Regions from separate parts of the Homo sapiens genome. Here region 1 is linked to region 2. Evidence: chromatin loops called from intact Hi-C (ENCODE). Cell type or tissue: PC-3. All regions are shown on one strand. Each heading gives the region's core, and the rest is flanking DNA. Links, peaks and the distances in the headings are about the cores only.

Region 1 (5,000 bases), core at 1-5,000, 51 kb after region 2:
CAAGACTCTGTCTCAAAAAAAATAAAAAAAGTACAGCACAGTGTCAAGTGACTGAAGGAGGCCCAGGGTGAATCCTGAGGGGCCAGCCATGCTTGGTTGGTGGTTACCCCAGTGTCTGCTAGGTGACAGTTCACTGAGCCAGTTAATAAAGTATTGTACTTGTTTCTGTCTGTGTTATTACTTTACCATATGTAATAAATCTCAAAAGCTGTTTATAAGTATTTAACTATACAAGTCAAATAAAAAACATCTAAGGACCAGATCTGGCCCCCAGGCAGTGCGTTTACTACCCCTGAGTTAGGTACTCCTCCCAGAACGAGAGCACCTGGCATGCTGCAATCACCTGGGTACCAGGAGTTAAGAATCTCATCGAGTAAGAGCTGGCAGAATTGGAACAGGACCAGAAGAGCTCATCTGGTCCATGCACATATGCTATTATCATTCCCATTTCTCAGATGAGGCCACTGAGGCCCGGAACATCAGAAGGCATCATGTCACTTGGGACCTTAAAATTCCCAACAGCCTGACTCTTTTGTCCTGTCTTCTTCACAAGCCTCATGAAGCCCCCCAGCAAGCTGGTGTCTAGAAAAGGCAGGCGGGGTTGCGAGGTTATCTCAGTCAGCTTTTATGTTCTTGATTCCCCCTTGTTGCGATTTCAATTATTATTTTAGCGATGCTTTTCAAAAATACTCCAAAGCTTTCAGGCATTAATGTCTCATCAACCTGGATTCATCATAGTTGTGATTACAATCTTCTTAAGAATAATAATTCTCTGCATTGGCCATCAACTTGTCAGTAGGCAAGCTCAAAACACTTAGCAGAGGTTGACTCATGCCCCCGAGGCTGATCAGAGACAGAAATTTTCTCCCCAGATATTCAGCAATCTTGGTTATAACTCAGGGCACCATGCAGCCACCAGCGGTCTCCAGTAATAGAGCCAGGCTCATCTCTAGGCACTGGATGACATCACATCAGTGCTGCCTCCCACCGTGGATCCCAAGATGATTTGAGGCTGTACAAGGCAAAGCATTGAATAAACATTGACTTACATTAAGAGATAACCTCTCATTCATTCCTTTCCCATTTTTTCTCGCAGATTTCAACAAGTAGAAAGTCTCAGTCTTGTTCTCATCTGTCCTTGACACCTCTGTATTCCTCTTCAACAAAGAAAGAACAAGCCCCAGGCTCAGATGAGAGGTCTGTCGAGAATTTAATAATGTAAATTTGCATTAATCATTTTTTTTTTTGAGTCGGAGTCTCACTCTGTTGCCCAGGCTGGAGTGCAATGGTGCGATCTTGGCTCACTGAAACCTCTGCCTCCCGGGTTCAAGCGATTCTCCTGCCTCAGCCTCCTGAGTAGCTAGGATTACAGGCACGTGACACCATGCCCGGCTAATTTTTGTATTTTTAGTAGAGACGGGGTTTCACTGTGTTGGCCAGGCTGGTCTCAAACTCCCAACCTCAGGTGATCCGCCTGCATCAGCCTCCCAGAGTGCTGGGATTACAGGTATGAGCCACCGCACCCTGCCTATCATAGTTACATGGCCATCTTGTATCTATGTTAAGTGACGTTGGTATGATGAAAATTTCCTTTTCAAAGGAATTGTTTAAGTAAGTAAAAGGTGAATCTAAAAAATATATAATAATTTAGGTCACAGGTCTGCAAACTATGAGTCGAGTCAAATCTGGCCAACTGCCTGTTTATGCACCGTTCACAAACTAAGAATGGATTTTATGGCCAGACATGGTGGCTTACGTCTGTAATCCTAGCACTTTGGGAAGCCAAGGCAGGCAGATCACCAGGTCAAGAGATCGAGACCATCCTGCTCAACATGGTGGAACCCCATCTCTACTAAAAATACAAAAATTAGCTGGGCGTGGTGGCGGTCACCTTTAGTCCCAGCTACTTGGGAGGCTGAGGCAGGAGAATTGCTTGAACCCGGGAGGCAGAGGTTGCAGTGAGCCGAGATCACACCACTGCACTCCAGTCTGGTGATGGAGCGAGACTCTGCCTCAAAAAAAAAAAAAATGGATTTTACATTTTTTAATGGCTGGAACAAAGATCAAAGGAAGAATACTATTTTGTGTGAGTCAGCCATGGTGACTCACACCTGTAATCCCAGCATTTTGGAAGGCTGAGGCAGGAGGATAGCTTGAGGCCTGGGGTTCAAGACCAGCCTAGGCAACATAGCAAGACACCATTGCTACAAACAATTTAAAAATTAGTTGGGCATGGTGGAGTACATCTGTGGTCCCAGCTACCTGGGAGGCTGAGGTGGGAGGATCACTTGAGCCCAGGAGGTTGAGGTTACAGTGAGTTATGAGCACACCACACACTTCAGCTTGGGTGACACAACAAGACCCTGTCTCTAAAAATAATAATATTTTGTGGTAGTGACAAATATATGAAGTTCAAATTTCAGGGTCCATAAATAAAGTTTAATTGGCATACATCCAGGTTCATTAGTTTACTTCTTGTGTAAGGCTTCTTTCCTGCTACAATGGCACAGTTGAGTAGTTGCAACAGACAATGGGCTGCAAAGTCTAAAATATTTATTATTTAATCCTTTATGGAAAGAGTTTGCCACCTCCTGGTGGAGGTGGTTAGCTAATATGGCAAAGATCTTGGTGATATGGCAAAGATCCAGTGAACTCGTCACTGAAACTCTGGGAGATTGTCATCATTTATTTCCACCCAGTTTATAGGTGAGGAGGAAACTAAGGCTCAGCGAGGTTCAGTGGCTTCCCCAAGGTCACACAGCTAGTCAGCAGCAAGCAGGGATTTGAAATCAAGTTAGATTTGAAAGGGGCAGGAGGATACACAGGGCTAAAAATAACATATGCTTTACTGAGCTTTCTTTCCACAACTCACACCCGCTCCGTTCTGCATGTCCCCCACACACTTCCCACTATCTCTCTTTTTTATTTTTATTTTTTATTTTTATTTTTTAAGAGATGATATCTCTCTATGTTGTCCAGGCTGGATTTGAAGTCCTAGGCTCAAGAGATGCTGCCGCCTCATCCTCTCGAGTAGCTGGGACTGCAGCCCTTCCTCTTCTGCCCTCACTCTATGGGAGGAAGCCGTGGATTCATCATCATTTCCTAATAATGTGGCTCGTCTCCTCAAGCTCAGGACAGGCCCCTGGGGAGGGAACTGTGTCTTATACAAAGTTCACACACTTTAGCAGGACAGGAGAGGTCCTCTGCGGCTTGAGCCTGGTCTCCAGCCTCACCTCACCTCTCCCTTGCTTATGTTTGATGCTCCAGCGATCCTGAATTGTAACTCCCAAACCCGTCCCCAAGTAATATCACTACCAGTTACAACTTCCCCAGCCTAATGTGCTAGCTCAGGATTCTACCTTTACACAGGCTGTTCCTTCTGCTGAAAACCCTCCCTGCCTCTTTTATACCTAACTCCTATTCATTTTTCAAAGCCTCAATCAGGCATCAGTATGGAAACCACTGTGTTCTCCAGTCTCACTCCCAACAGAGGAGATCTGTCCCCCGTGCTGCCTCCGTGCCTCCTGTTATTGATAAGACCGTAGAACGGGCAGCTTAGACTGCAAGTTCTGGAGCCAAACAGCCTGGGTTCCAGTCTGGCTCCTCCTAGTTCTAACTGTGTGTTCTTAGACAAGTGACTGAGCCTCTCTTTGCCTCAGCTGCTTCATCTGTAAAATGGGTGCAGTGACAGTAGATTGTGCCTGGCATCAGTGTTAGGATTGAATAACACCCGTGAAACCCCTGCACATAGTAAGTGCTCGATAAATTTTTGCTGTTATACTGCACTGTATTTGCAGTTGTCAGTTTCTTTCCCCTCCCACACACCCTGGAGTTGATCGATCAGGGGTTCTGTGGGACTGGAGACTGGCTCTTGCCTAAGGGGACAACTCCCCAGTGCCTAATGCAGTGTCAGATATGGGATAGATACTCAGTAAAGGTGAGTTCCCTCCCATCTTTTTCCTCCTCACCTCCACCCTACCCCTGCTCCCAGCTGAATCAAGCAAACTGAGCACAAGCAAACTTGTACTAGCCTGCCCAAGTACAAGTCTGCTTTCTCACGGGGGTCCCAGGGCCATGCCAGGAGCTGCCCCTGCGGTGTCCCTTCCAGCCCCTTGAAAATCAGAGGACAGGCCGGACGCCATGGCTCACGTCTGTAATCCTAGCACTTTGGGAGGTCGAGGCAGGTGGATCACTTGAGGTCAGAAGTTTGAGACCAGCCTGGCCAATATGGTAAAACCCCGTCGTACTAAAAATACAACAACAACAAAAAAAAATAGCCAGGCATGGTAGTGGGTCCCTGTAATCCCAGCTGCTCGGAAGGCTCAGGCAAGAGAATCGCTTCAACCTGGAAGGCAGAGGTGGTGGTGAGCCAAGATCATGCCACTGCACTCCAGCCGGAGCGTCAGAGAGAGACTCCATCTCAAAAAATAAAAAAAAAATAAAATAAAAAGAAAGGAAAGAAAGAAAGAGAGAGAGAGAGGAAGGAAGGGAAGGAAATCAGAGAAGAGTACCCTATAAACACTGGTTTATGAGCCAGGAAACAGACTAAGAGGCTTGCCTTGTTCCTGAGTCAGTGGGACCTCAAACAAGGCCACAGCAGCGTCCTTGTTCCTGGTCCAGCCCCAGCCTCTCTCCTGTGAGTGGGCTTCCCTGCTAAACATAAATCTGTTAAAAAAAAAAAAAAAAAACCCAGCCAAAGACATGCCTGAATGGTGTCCTCGCAGCTGGGCTGGGGGCCAAGGTAGCAGGAGGCAGAGCAAGGCCGAGCCTCCCCAGTCAAACCAGAGTCCCCATCCGTCTAAATGGAAAGGAGGTGGGTCAGCTGCAAAACAGGCCTGAAAGCCCGGGTATAACACCATAGCGAAGAGCTCCGGCCCTGGGTTCAAATGTGAACCTCACAACTTAATAGCTGTATAACCTTGGGCAAGGCACTTCACCTCTCTGAGCTTCAGTAAAATGGGAATAGTAGCATCCTGTCTCACAGAGTGGCCATGAGGATG
Region 2 (10,462 bases), core at 1,042-6,041:
CTCCCCCACTTCTCCCCATAACCTGGCCAGGGTTCCCCAACCGTGGGGATGATGCCCAGTTCTGGCACCCAGAGGAAGGGGCAGGAAGCGGGACAATGGGTACAGTGTGGGCTGGTGAACCAAGCCCTGGAGGGGCAGGAGACTGATTTCTGCCACTTCCTTCCGTGAGCACAGCACATCACCCTCTGGGCCTCGGTCTCCCCAGCCATAGGATGAAGCAGTCAGACGAGCCTATGAGTCCACGGGTGCCTGATTCTACGTTTTCCTGGGGAGGCCACAGGGTCAGGTAGTGCTACCTCTCGGGGAAGGGGAGGGAGTGAGTGGGATGTGGAGGCAAACGGGTTGGCCGGGCAGGGGTGGAGGCCAGGGCTGCTCTGGGAGAGTGGGGGGTTGGCTGGTGAGCAGGGCAGCCCTAGTCACCTGGAAGATCTTGGACACGTCTTCTGAGTTCCGCTGCTGTGCGACATCGCACAGCTTGGCCGTGATATCGATTCGGCGGCAGATGTCCATGTCCACCTTCATGGCCTTTTCTTGGATCTTTGTGTCCAGGTCTGTCATGGGCTGCAGGGAGGACAGCAGGGTTTACATGAGCGAGGGATGGAGCAAGCCTGGGGGGCTTGGCAGAGAGGTGGGGAGACCCCTAGGTGTCAGCAGGGGTGGTGCGGGGAGGCCTCCAGAGTCCGAGGGTGCCTTGGGCTTTTCCGTGGAGTGGAGGGCTGCGGCGGCACTGGTCAGGGTGGGATGGGGTTGGGGCCTTGGGAGTCAGGGGCCAGTGTGACGCCGTGTGTGCTGCTCTCCCTAAGGGCTGGAAGGCATCCTCCCAGCAGACACAGGGTCCGTGTTCACTTTGTTAGAGCGAAGAAAAAAGACAACTCCCGCTGGAGAAAGACAGCCCTTCTTTTCCCACCGGCACACCCCACCTGTCCCCCACACAGGCAGCTCTCTCTCCTGGATGCCTCCCAAGGCCGGCAGTGGGAGTCACTGAGGACCACAGGGTTGATCCCCTTGGACACAAGTGAGAGGGAGCCCAGTGGCCTCCAACTAGGGTCCTGGGAGGCTTCTACCAACCACACCCAGCTTCACGTCCCTCCACACCAGGAGCCATGCCAGGCTCAGTCACCCACGTTCTGGCCCCTTCTGCCTTCTGGTGGGGTCTCCCCCTGTACTGCCCACTGTTTGAAGGGGAGGAGACCTGGGTCCCCAGCAGCAAGGAGCCCTTTGCTGCCAACAGCTCCCCCCACCCACAGATACTTAGAGGGGCCCCAGATTGTCAAAAAGACACGCGCACTGGCCTTTCCTGACCTCATGGAGCAACCCTGCCAAAGGCCGCTGGGCCTGCGAGTCTCTCAGGCCCGCACAGACCAGACGGCACCTGGCCCAACCTGCCAGACGCCCTGCTACGCCCAGACACCGAGGCCTGCCCTCATCAAGGCGAGCTGGGAAGGAGTGGGAGCAAACACACACAGACCATCAGGGGAGCCCGGGGGAGGGCGGGATAGGTTAAGCGGCAGATTAATGCATCTCTACTCAGACCGAGGGAAGCAGAAGTGGGGAGGGGGCGGGAGGAGGGTGCCTGGTCTCCGATGCATCCAATGCATCCGTCATCCTCATGGTCAAACACAGCCAGCCAGGATTCTAACTAGAAGCCGAGCCCCGGAGCCTCGGAGGGAATGAAGCATTTTGCATGATGGGTGTGGGGGAGGTCATGACACCCAGGGGCGGCGGGCGGCACTTACGTCACTCATAAGCCCCTTAAACACCACCAGCTCGGCCTTGAGCCGCTCGATCTTCTCATTCATCTCCTCCTGGATGGCATCAGCCTCCTGTGCTGCCTGCGGGGACGGAGATGGGGAGGCTTCAGAGGGGCCGGGTCCTCTGGGGATAGGAGGGTCTGGACACCTGAGTCCAGAGCCCTAGGCACCCGATGTCCACCCCAGCTGGGCACCTGCAGCCAGGGAAGGGGCACCAAGGACCTCATCCCAGCCTGACTTCCCACTGAACACTGTTGACTGCTTAAAACACTTTTCAAAGCGTTATCTATTACGTGGGAAAATCCATGGAAGGTATTAAAAGAGCAGGTTAATTAACAAGCAATCCTATTACGTTAAAAATATGAGATCAATCCGTGTGAAACTGCCAGTATTGGGCCATCTCTGCTTTCAAAAATGACAATGTCATGTGTGTCGACCTAACATGCGTCTGAAGAGCGTGGGTGTGTGTCCACACAGACAAGATCGGAAGGTCACACGCCAGTTTTTCAACTGTGGAAGGAGGAACTGGAAATAATTTTTATTTTTGGGCTTTTCTATAGTTTCCACATATTTGACGATGAACCCGTTAAATTTATAAAGAAAAAAGCCCTTTCATTATAAAAGAAAGGGAGATATTCAACCTTTTCCTTCTACGCATTGACAATTATCTTAATCTGTCTCTAACTGTCTTAGACGACAAATGCTTTCAGTATCAGAACGCAATTTCTAGACATTTTTGGAAGAACTTTTCATGCCTTCTCATGGGGTTGCTACTCTTGCTCCCACTTGTCAGAGAGGAAAATAGAGGCTGAGAAGATGAAGTTTGCTGCCCAGGTTACACCGCAGGTGGGGGAGTTGCAGAGCCCAGAATGCAGAGATTCCAGCTAGAGCAGCAAGGGGAATGTTCCCAAATGCCCACCACAGAGAGCCTGCTCAGGCTGGGAGCCCACCTGCGACGTGCCCACCTGCCCTCTCCAAGGCCTTCAGCCCCAACCGAGGGCACCCTTCTTGCTTGGGGGCTTACAAACCACCTAGTCCAAGCCTCAGGTGGGGAGACAGTGACGGGTGAGAAGGGTCGCTGGTCCCAGGTCATACAGCAGCTGGGACTTGCACCCCGGGACCTGGACCCAGGCTTCTCAACCCCTGCATCAGAGCTCTTGTGCAACACTGTGCTGGTCCATTCCTAGCTTCCAAGCAGAGGAAGTGGAAGGGATCTCTTGGCTCCATAAAGGAGAGACTGAGGTGGTAGGAGGTAACAGAGTAGGGGCTGTGCAAGAATTTCCTGGCTTTGCCGCATGAAGACTGTGCCCCTTGGCCACATGGCTCTCTGGCGTGCCTCTCCTGGTCGGGATATCGGAGGGCTCTTACCTCCTGCAGCGTGTCCACCATGGTCTGAAGGTTCATGCGCTTGGCGAGCTCCTCCTCCCACCTGCAAAAGCCAAGAGGAACAGGTGGTCAGAAGGTGAGTTCCCTGTGCCAGTCCAGCCCTCAGACACAACCCCAACACCCACCCAGGGACTATCTTGAGCTGGGCAAGGAAGGTGCATTGGGGCATCCATCCCTGCCTGCCCTCTGGGAGCTCCCAGCCTAGGGGAGGTGGTGTGAGAGGACAGCCAGGCTGACATATAACCAGAGTATCAGGTGGTGGTGACAAGTGCCACGTTAAGGTATGAGCCCAGCACTTCGTGAAGACAGAGGTGGGAGGGACCACCACCCTGCCTGCATGCAAACTGTAAAGTGCTGTGCAAGCACTGCTGCTCCTGTTGTTGCTGCAAGATGCAGTAGCAAAGCCAGTCCTTAGGAGCCAGGCTGCAGCCAGCTCCACTCTCAGGCTGTTCTTTGCACCCACAAGAAACAAACTTTTATTGTGCTAAGCATTGCGATGCCCGACAGCCTACCCAAACCAACACAGATCTCTCCTACGTAGGTGTTATCATTCCATTTTACAGAAGTGGAAACTGAGGCTCGGAGAGGTTAAATAAACATCTAACCCAAAGACACACAGCGAGTCAGCAGGTGGGGCTGTTTTATTACATTGAAACAAAACTCAATAAATACAGTTCCCACTGATTTAGCGTTTACTATGTGCCAAGCCCTGTTGTTCCAAGGGCTTCCACACCACTACTTTGACACGAGTACTGCCCGAAGCTGAATAGGAAACGCGGGCGGGAGGGGAGAAGGCAAAGGAGGGTTCAGTGGACCCCCGCCCTTAACTGCAGGAAGGGGTGGGAGCAGTTCCCTGGGACTGGATGATATTACCAATTCCAGAACCACCTTCACTGGGACTTACTTTGTACCAGGCACTGTTCTACATGAAGTTAATTCAATCCTCGTAACAACCTATGACGTAGGCACCGTCATTATCCCCAGGTGCAGAAAGCAAGGCCCAGAGGCACAAGCTGAACCCAAGGCCAGGGTGAGATAGTGTGGAACTAGGACTGAAACCCAGGTGGGGACGCTCCAGACTGGTTGCTCAGAATCCCCTTGCGGAGCTCCTCATAGACCCAGGAACTGTCAAAGCCTAAAGGCCCTAACCCAGCTCCTCCAACAGAGTTCCTCCCTCCCTGGAGGAAGCTGGGGGCAGGTTCTTTCCCTCCTCGGATGTCTGTCCATCCTGGGACAGACAGAGGAGTTTCTTTCCTTCCTCACCCCACTGCTACCCTCCCTACATGGCCTCGGAGCAGGGCAGTCTGGAACCCTTTTAGGATGCTGTCAGGGCCAGCTAAAAATAGGCCAGAGGGGAGGGAGGGGTGGAGAGCCGGTTACGTCACCGGCTTTTGGAAACAAGAGAAAACGGATACTGTTTGCACACACAGAGGAAAATTCCTCCTCTCTCCCACAGGAGACAGCCCAGCCAGGGCTCCTGGAGGACACACACTCTCTCCCTCTCCCCCTTTTCTCCAGCCTTTCCCAGCCCCAGCATTAGCTGTTAGGCTGAGATCTGCGTGGGCTCCCGGGCCCGGACCTGGAGGGCAAGGGGCTGGGATTCCTTCCAGGGCTGGAGGGCACAGAGAAAGCTAAGAGGGGGCAGGGAGGGAACCTAAGGGCCTAATCCAGCCAGGACCATCTCACTGAACCTCCCCTCATTGTACAGATGGGGCAACTGAAGCCGAGTGGTCAAGCCATTTGCCCACATCACCCAGTATATCAGGAGCAAGGCTAGGAGTCCGGTCCCAGGCCACCTCTCACCGAGAAGAGCAGGCCCCATGTTGGGGACAGGAATCACAATGGGGGGAAAGTTCCCAGGCCACCCCATCCCTGCCCAGGAGCACAGGGCATCTGGGGCTTCTCTGGGGGGTAAAGGCTGGAGCACAGGTCCCGAGCTGAATCATCTCTCCTGGCCACACGGCTCAGAGCGGGGAAGGCGACTCAATTCCAAAGCCGCTGAGCAGGGCAGGTGCAAGGGCGAGCCCCGGCAAGCCTCTGGCTGCAGCCTGGAGTCTAGAGCGAACCTGCTAACACATCTTGCAGCAAGAGCAGGAGTAGCAAAGAAGGGCACAAAAAATAAAGAATGGCATGGCTCCTCCCTTGGACGCAGGCACCCAGGGGCACCTCCCCGACACTCCCCATTCCCCAGAGGGGCCCTTGGGAATGAGGCCCAGCACCCCTCACTTCTCCTTTGAGCAACCATCTCATGAGGAAGGCGAGGCAGGGGCCAATAGAACCCTTGTACAGACGGAGAAAACGAGGACCAGAGAGGGAATGAGACTTGCCCCAAATCCACCCAAGGTGACAGCAGGAGCCCAGATCTTTGGCTTTCCAGACACAATAACAGCAACAGCACCAGCAACCATTAACTGGGGGGTACGTTCTGGGCCCCACACACCCGGCTCACTGCCTTGGACACACACATCACTGGCTTGAATGTGAATTATTAACCCTCTTGGGGAAAGAATTTCTAACTAAGCCCATCTTGCAGATGAGGGAGCTGAGGTTCAAAGAGGTAAAGTAACTTGTCTAAGGTCACAGAGCTAGCAAGCAGGGAGCTGGGACTCAAAGCTAGTCCAGTCTCTAAAGCAGCGTGTCTCAGCCTAGAATGTGCATACCAATCACCTGGGCATCTTATTAACATGCAGAAGCTGGTTCCGCAGGCGAGGGCTGGGGCAGACAGCTCCCCAGTGATGCTGGGCTACAGATGGCACTGAGTGGCCAGGCTCTGAAGACCACACAACCCAGCCCCTCCACCTCACCTCTCCCTTCCTGCCCCGAGTTCTGCACCCTCCCAACCCCACATCTCAATCGTGTTTCCTGACTGCACATACCACACCCCCAGGATGAGCTTGCACAAATGATTTCACGGGCTTTTTATTTCCAAAGCCAGACGGGGGAGGCAGCCGGCTGGCCTGCTCCCAGGAGGTTGAGGACAGACCCCGCATGTGGACAGCAGCTGGCTTGACTGAAGAGCCTGTCGCCCGCCCTGACATCCCTCCCGGCGGTGGTGGAGAAAACCTGGCTCCGCCAGCTCCAGTGTTGACAATGCAGAAAAGCTCTGTCCTTGGATCGTTCTGAGGACTGGCATGAAGGGCCAGGTGGGCGATGTGTTTCTTACGGCACTCCAGACACCTGTATTCCCTGCCCACCCACCCAGAGCCAGGGAGCACTCAGCTTAACTGAGAACTGGTGAACCAAGTTGCTGGCACAGAGATTTCAACACCAGCTTCCCAAGCACAACCCTCCCTCTTCCCTGGGTCTGCCCACAAGAGTAAGGTTTCAGTGGGGAGGGTGTTTCAGGCAGAGGGACCAACAGAAACAAAGAGGGCAGCAGGAAGGGACAGGCCAGGCGCTGTCTGCCACCAAGAGGCGGGTGCACCTACTTTGGATCAGCGGTTTGCAGACATCGTTTCCTTTCAGCCTGCACCATCCCCTCTCCCAGCCCCAGCCCATGGCTGAGCAAACGACTTGCCCAAAGACTGCCTAGGAAGTGGCAGCGCCTGGATTCGAACCCAGGTCTGACAGAATCCTACGCCCGGGCCCTTTAAGGCTGAAAGGGGAAGGAAGGCTGGAGTGAACATAAAGAGATCACTTTTGGGGCACAAAGGCCATTTTCCTCGAGTCTCCCTCAGCAGTCCAGGAGCTGTTCTGTTGGCTGGGGAGGGGTCCTTTCTGGTCTTTTGAAGACTCCAGAATATTGACAGGCCTGCCACTGGCAGAAAATGAGGTGACAAACACATCCCAGTGCTCTCTGCAGGGCCTTTCCATAGATCCCCTCCATCATACTGCACATGCACTGGGCTGGAAAGCTACCCTGTCCCCACTTTACAAGTGGGAAAATGAAGACCCAGGGCCTATGGACAACTCCAGCCACGGCTGACACGGCCTGAATCACTGAGAGCCGCCCCTGCCCACCCTGACCCAACAGCTCATAAAACTTCCAAATCCTTCTCTTTTCTAGCGCTGGATGAGAGAAGGGACATTTATTGATTACCTTCTCGGTGGTATCCACCACATTAGGCACTCATACTTCCCTCTATAAAATCCCGCTGAGCCCTCCCCTGGGGATCATCCCCATGTTGCAGATGAGGCTCAGAGGTCAGGTAACTCATTTCCCCTCTTCCTCTCTCCTCCTCAGCCTCCTGAAACCCTAGCCATTCTCCCAGGCTTGTCTCAAATGTCATCTCTTCCCCAAGCCTCACATCCACTTCCATTGTTTGCCCCACAGCTTAAAGCAGTGGAGGCCCCAGGATCTCCTCTTCCCCAGTGGCATGGTTGTGGGATCCCACGGCACACAGCTCTTGCCCAAAGGAGCCAGTCCCGTGACGCCAGGGCCAGTGATGGCTCCATTGTGTGGTCACCGCCACTTCCACCTTCCCCACCGCCACCGGGGGCTGGCACTCATCTCGGGAGGTCTCAGGCACAGAGATGGGGCAAAGAGGAAGCAAGAGGCAAGTTCCCTGGTCTAGGTGGGAAAACAGGCACAGGAGCCGGGTCTCAGGTCGGGGGTCCAGTCCTTCTGCAGGCCCAGAGAGCTGGTTATGATGATCATTCCTGTGCTTGCTACTGTATTCCCTGCACCTCAAACTGGCTGGGCACTTGCTAAGGAGTCAGACATTTATCGAATGGATTGGTTGGATGGATGGATGGATGGATGGATTGGTTGGATGGATGGATGGATTGGTTGGATGGATGGATGGATGGATGGATGGATGGATGGATGGATGGATTGGTTGGATGGATGGATGGATGGATGGATGGATGGATGGATTGGATGGATTGGTTGGATGGATGGATGGATGGATGGATGGTTGGATGGATGGATGGATGGATTGGTTGGATGGATGGATGGATGGATGGATGGATGGATGGATGGATTGGTTGGATGGATGGATGGATGGATGGATGGATGGATGGATGGATGGATGGATTGGTTGGATGGATGGATGGATGGATGGATGGATGGATGGATGGATGGATTGGTTGGATGGATAGATGGATGGATGGATGGATGGATGGATGGATGGATCCAAAGCTGCACTTACTCCTCAGTGCCCTGATGGCCCTCGCCTCCAGACAGAACTCCTTTCCCCCAGAGCATCCTTAGACTGAACATCCCAGCCCAGGGGCTCACAGGAGGCAAATTCCCAGCATAGCCCCTGCACTCAGCTTCATCCATTCGGCTCCAGAGCCTCTCCTGGGAGAGGCCAGGCCAGGCCAGGGGGAGGGATGGCCAGGGCAGGAAGCAGGCAGGAGAAGGAGAAACCTTCCCTTTCCCACTTCCCACAGCCCTGGGCCAGGGAGGGGAGGCAGGGATGTCAGAACAAAGAGTGCAGGGAGAGGAAATGACTCCACAAAAGCACAAAGCAGCTGAGATCAGGGGCCTCGGCCACCATCTTAGCAGAACAAGCACTCTCTGAGGCTGGTGGCCAGGAGGGAGAGGTGGCAGCACCACCCCAGCCAGATGTGGTCTCTCCGCATTCCTGAGGAGCCACCACTGGAACCACGTGAGGGACGAGAAGTCTCTGCTGGCCTCTGGGGAAAAGGGGTGGGCAGATTCTATGCCAGTCCCCACCCCCACCCCACTCAGGGCCAGTGCCTCCCCCTCTCCCGTCAGCTCAAGATGACACACAGACCCGCAGGAAAGGGACCGACAAGCCTGCCCTACAGAGGGGCGGAAACCCAAGCTGAAGTCACCAGCAGAGGGGCTGACTCACAGATTTTTCACTTCCTGTGCAGTCAGAAAAAGAGGCTCGAGGCTCCCGCTCAGGAGGAAAGTAGGTGCAGGCCCAGCAAAACAATGAAGCCCTCCAGGGACGAACCTGGGGCTCCTGGAGTGAGCATCCCAAGACACCAGGGCAGCAAGAGACGGGTTCAAATCCTGCCCCATCACTTCCCAGTTGCGTGATCTTGAGCAAGTCAGTTACCCTCTCTGGGCCTCAGTTGTCCCCTCTGTGAGTTGGGAAACCAGCCACCCCCTTTCGAAGGTGGCTGTGAGAACTACAGGAAGGGGATGGTGTGGGTAAAAGCACCCTGGCATCCAGCAGACCATGGGTGTTCAGCAGCTCCACGTCAACGGCACAGCGCATGGCTGCCTCCCACCTCCAGAGTTGGGAGGGAGGTGTGGAAATGGCCCACACCTTGCGGGAAGGCGAGCGGCCGGCACGCCTAGGCCGACTCACTCAGGTGAAGGGAAATGAGCTCAGGTGAGGCTGGGCTGGAGCCCTCAGTGGAAGACTTCATTCTGGGCCAAGCGTGGGCCTGGCCTCTGGCAGAGGGCAGGTGGGGGCAGAGAGCAGCTTCCTTCCCGGCGGGTGGAGGGCTGGCACCTTCTCAGCTCCACCCTGGCCTCGGGGAGCTCACCCCACTGCAGCAGGGCTGGATGCAGGTGGCCAGGGAGCTGTGCTGGAGCCCGGCTGCTCAAACCACAGATTTGGCCCAGCCAATGCCCCTCAGCTCTGCGCTGCCCTAGCTCCTGTGTTTGCCCACCTGCAGATGCACAGAGGCATCCTCACAGCAGAGCCAGGGCCAAGCCTGGGGGCCCCAATCAGCTGTTCTTCTCTAAAATAATATCTGAGCTGGAAGAAGAGGCTGCAGGCACAGTGGTAGACCAGGGGAGCCCTTTCTGCAAATGCAGTTTTGCAGAAGCTGATGGATTGGGAAGACCAGAGCAGGCTCCCCGGTGGGGTCAGGGCTGCGTGCCCCCAACAGCCTCCACTTGCTTCTTCTGAGCCCTTCTAGAGAACCTGAAAACCACAACCGAGTCAACTTCCTCCTTGCACACCATCCCCCTCGAATACCACAGACAATTCATATTTAAGGCAGAAAGAAAATCCGATAAGGGAGTGGGAGTGGGGCAGGGCTGGGAATACAATGTGGAAATCCCGCCACCACTGCTAACACAGGGCTCACCTCCTGGGCAGCTCAGCACTGATGCACGTGTGGATGCCTTGCCTCCTGACTTTCTCTCCCACATGGCACGCTGCAAGCCCGTCTTCTCCCCCGAAAATGGACAGCCAATAAGCTCTAGCCCCTGCGCATGAAAGAGGCCCCCTCCTGCCTGCCCCAAGCCCCACCCCCTGGGGACACCTGGCACCACCTCTTGTGGCCTCCCGGCTCCCATCTCCATGGAGCCCCTGATCCCAAGGAAAGGCTGTCTCGCAGACGTGCCCATCAGAGCCCGGCTGCCCAGCTGTACTCTCCAGCTCTCGGAAGGAAAGACAAATTAAATGCCAACTGATTGTCTCCACGGAGGAGGTATTAATTTAATGTGAACACTT

The links. Peaks named below come from ENCODE experiments on the same cell type or tissue, not always from the same donor. Only the 100,000 strongest peaks of a DNase experiment are listed, where the experiment ranks them.
Region 1: a loop joins it to region 2, with 7 times the contacts of the local background. A loop is called at or near these places in 21 of 110 quality-filtered maps.

Annotation. Positions count from the first base shown.
Region 1 is chr1:18,970,091-18,975,090 of GRCh38, forward strand. It overlaps LOC105376815 (a long non-coding RNA gene), which reads right to left. Exons shown (of 3, transcript XR_947015.2): 3 at 388-1,199. Among named protein-coding and RNA genes, the nearest start is that of IFFO2, 16 kb to the left of the region's middle. In PC-3, for the core only: a CTCF peak has its summit at 2,579 (motif pointing left); a DNase peak (open chromatin) is centred at 2,651; H3K27ac peaks cover 300 bases.
Region 2 is chr1:18,917,942-18,928,403 of GRCh38, forward strand. It overlaps IFFO2 (intermediate filament family orphan 2), which reads right to left. Exons shown (of 9, transcript NM_001136265.2): 2 at 3,120-3,180; 3 at 1,737-1,832; 4 at 421-561. Among named protein-coding and RNA genes, the nearest start is that of ALDH4A1, 21 kb to the left of the region's middle. RefSeq lists enhancers at 4,397-4,977, 8,689-8,908, 8,934-9,560, 9,189-9,308, 9,809-9,898 and 1 more. In PC-3, for the core only: a CTCF peak has its summit at 3,751; a DNase peak (open chromatin) is centred at 4,540; H3K4me3 peaks cover 1,025 bases; H3K27ac peaks cover 3,137 bases.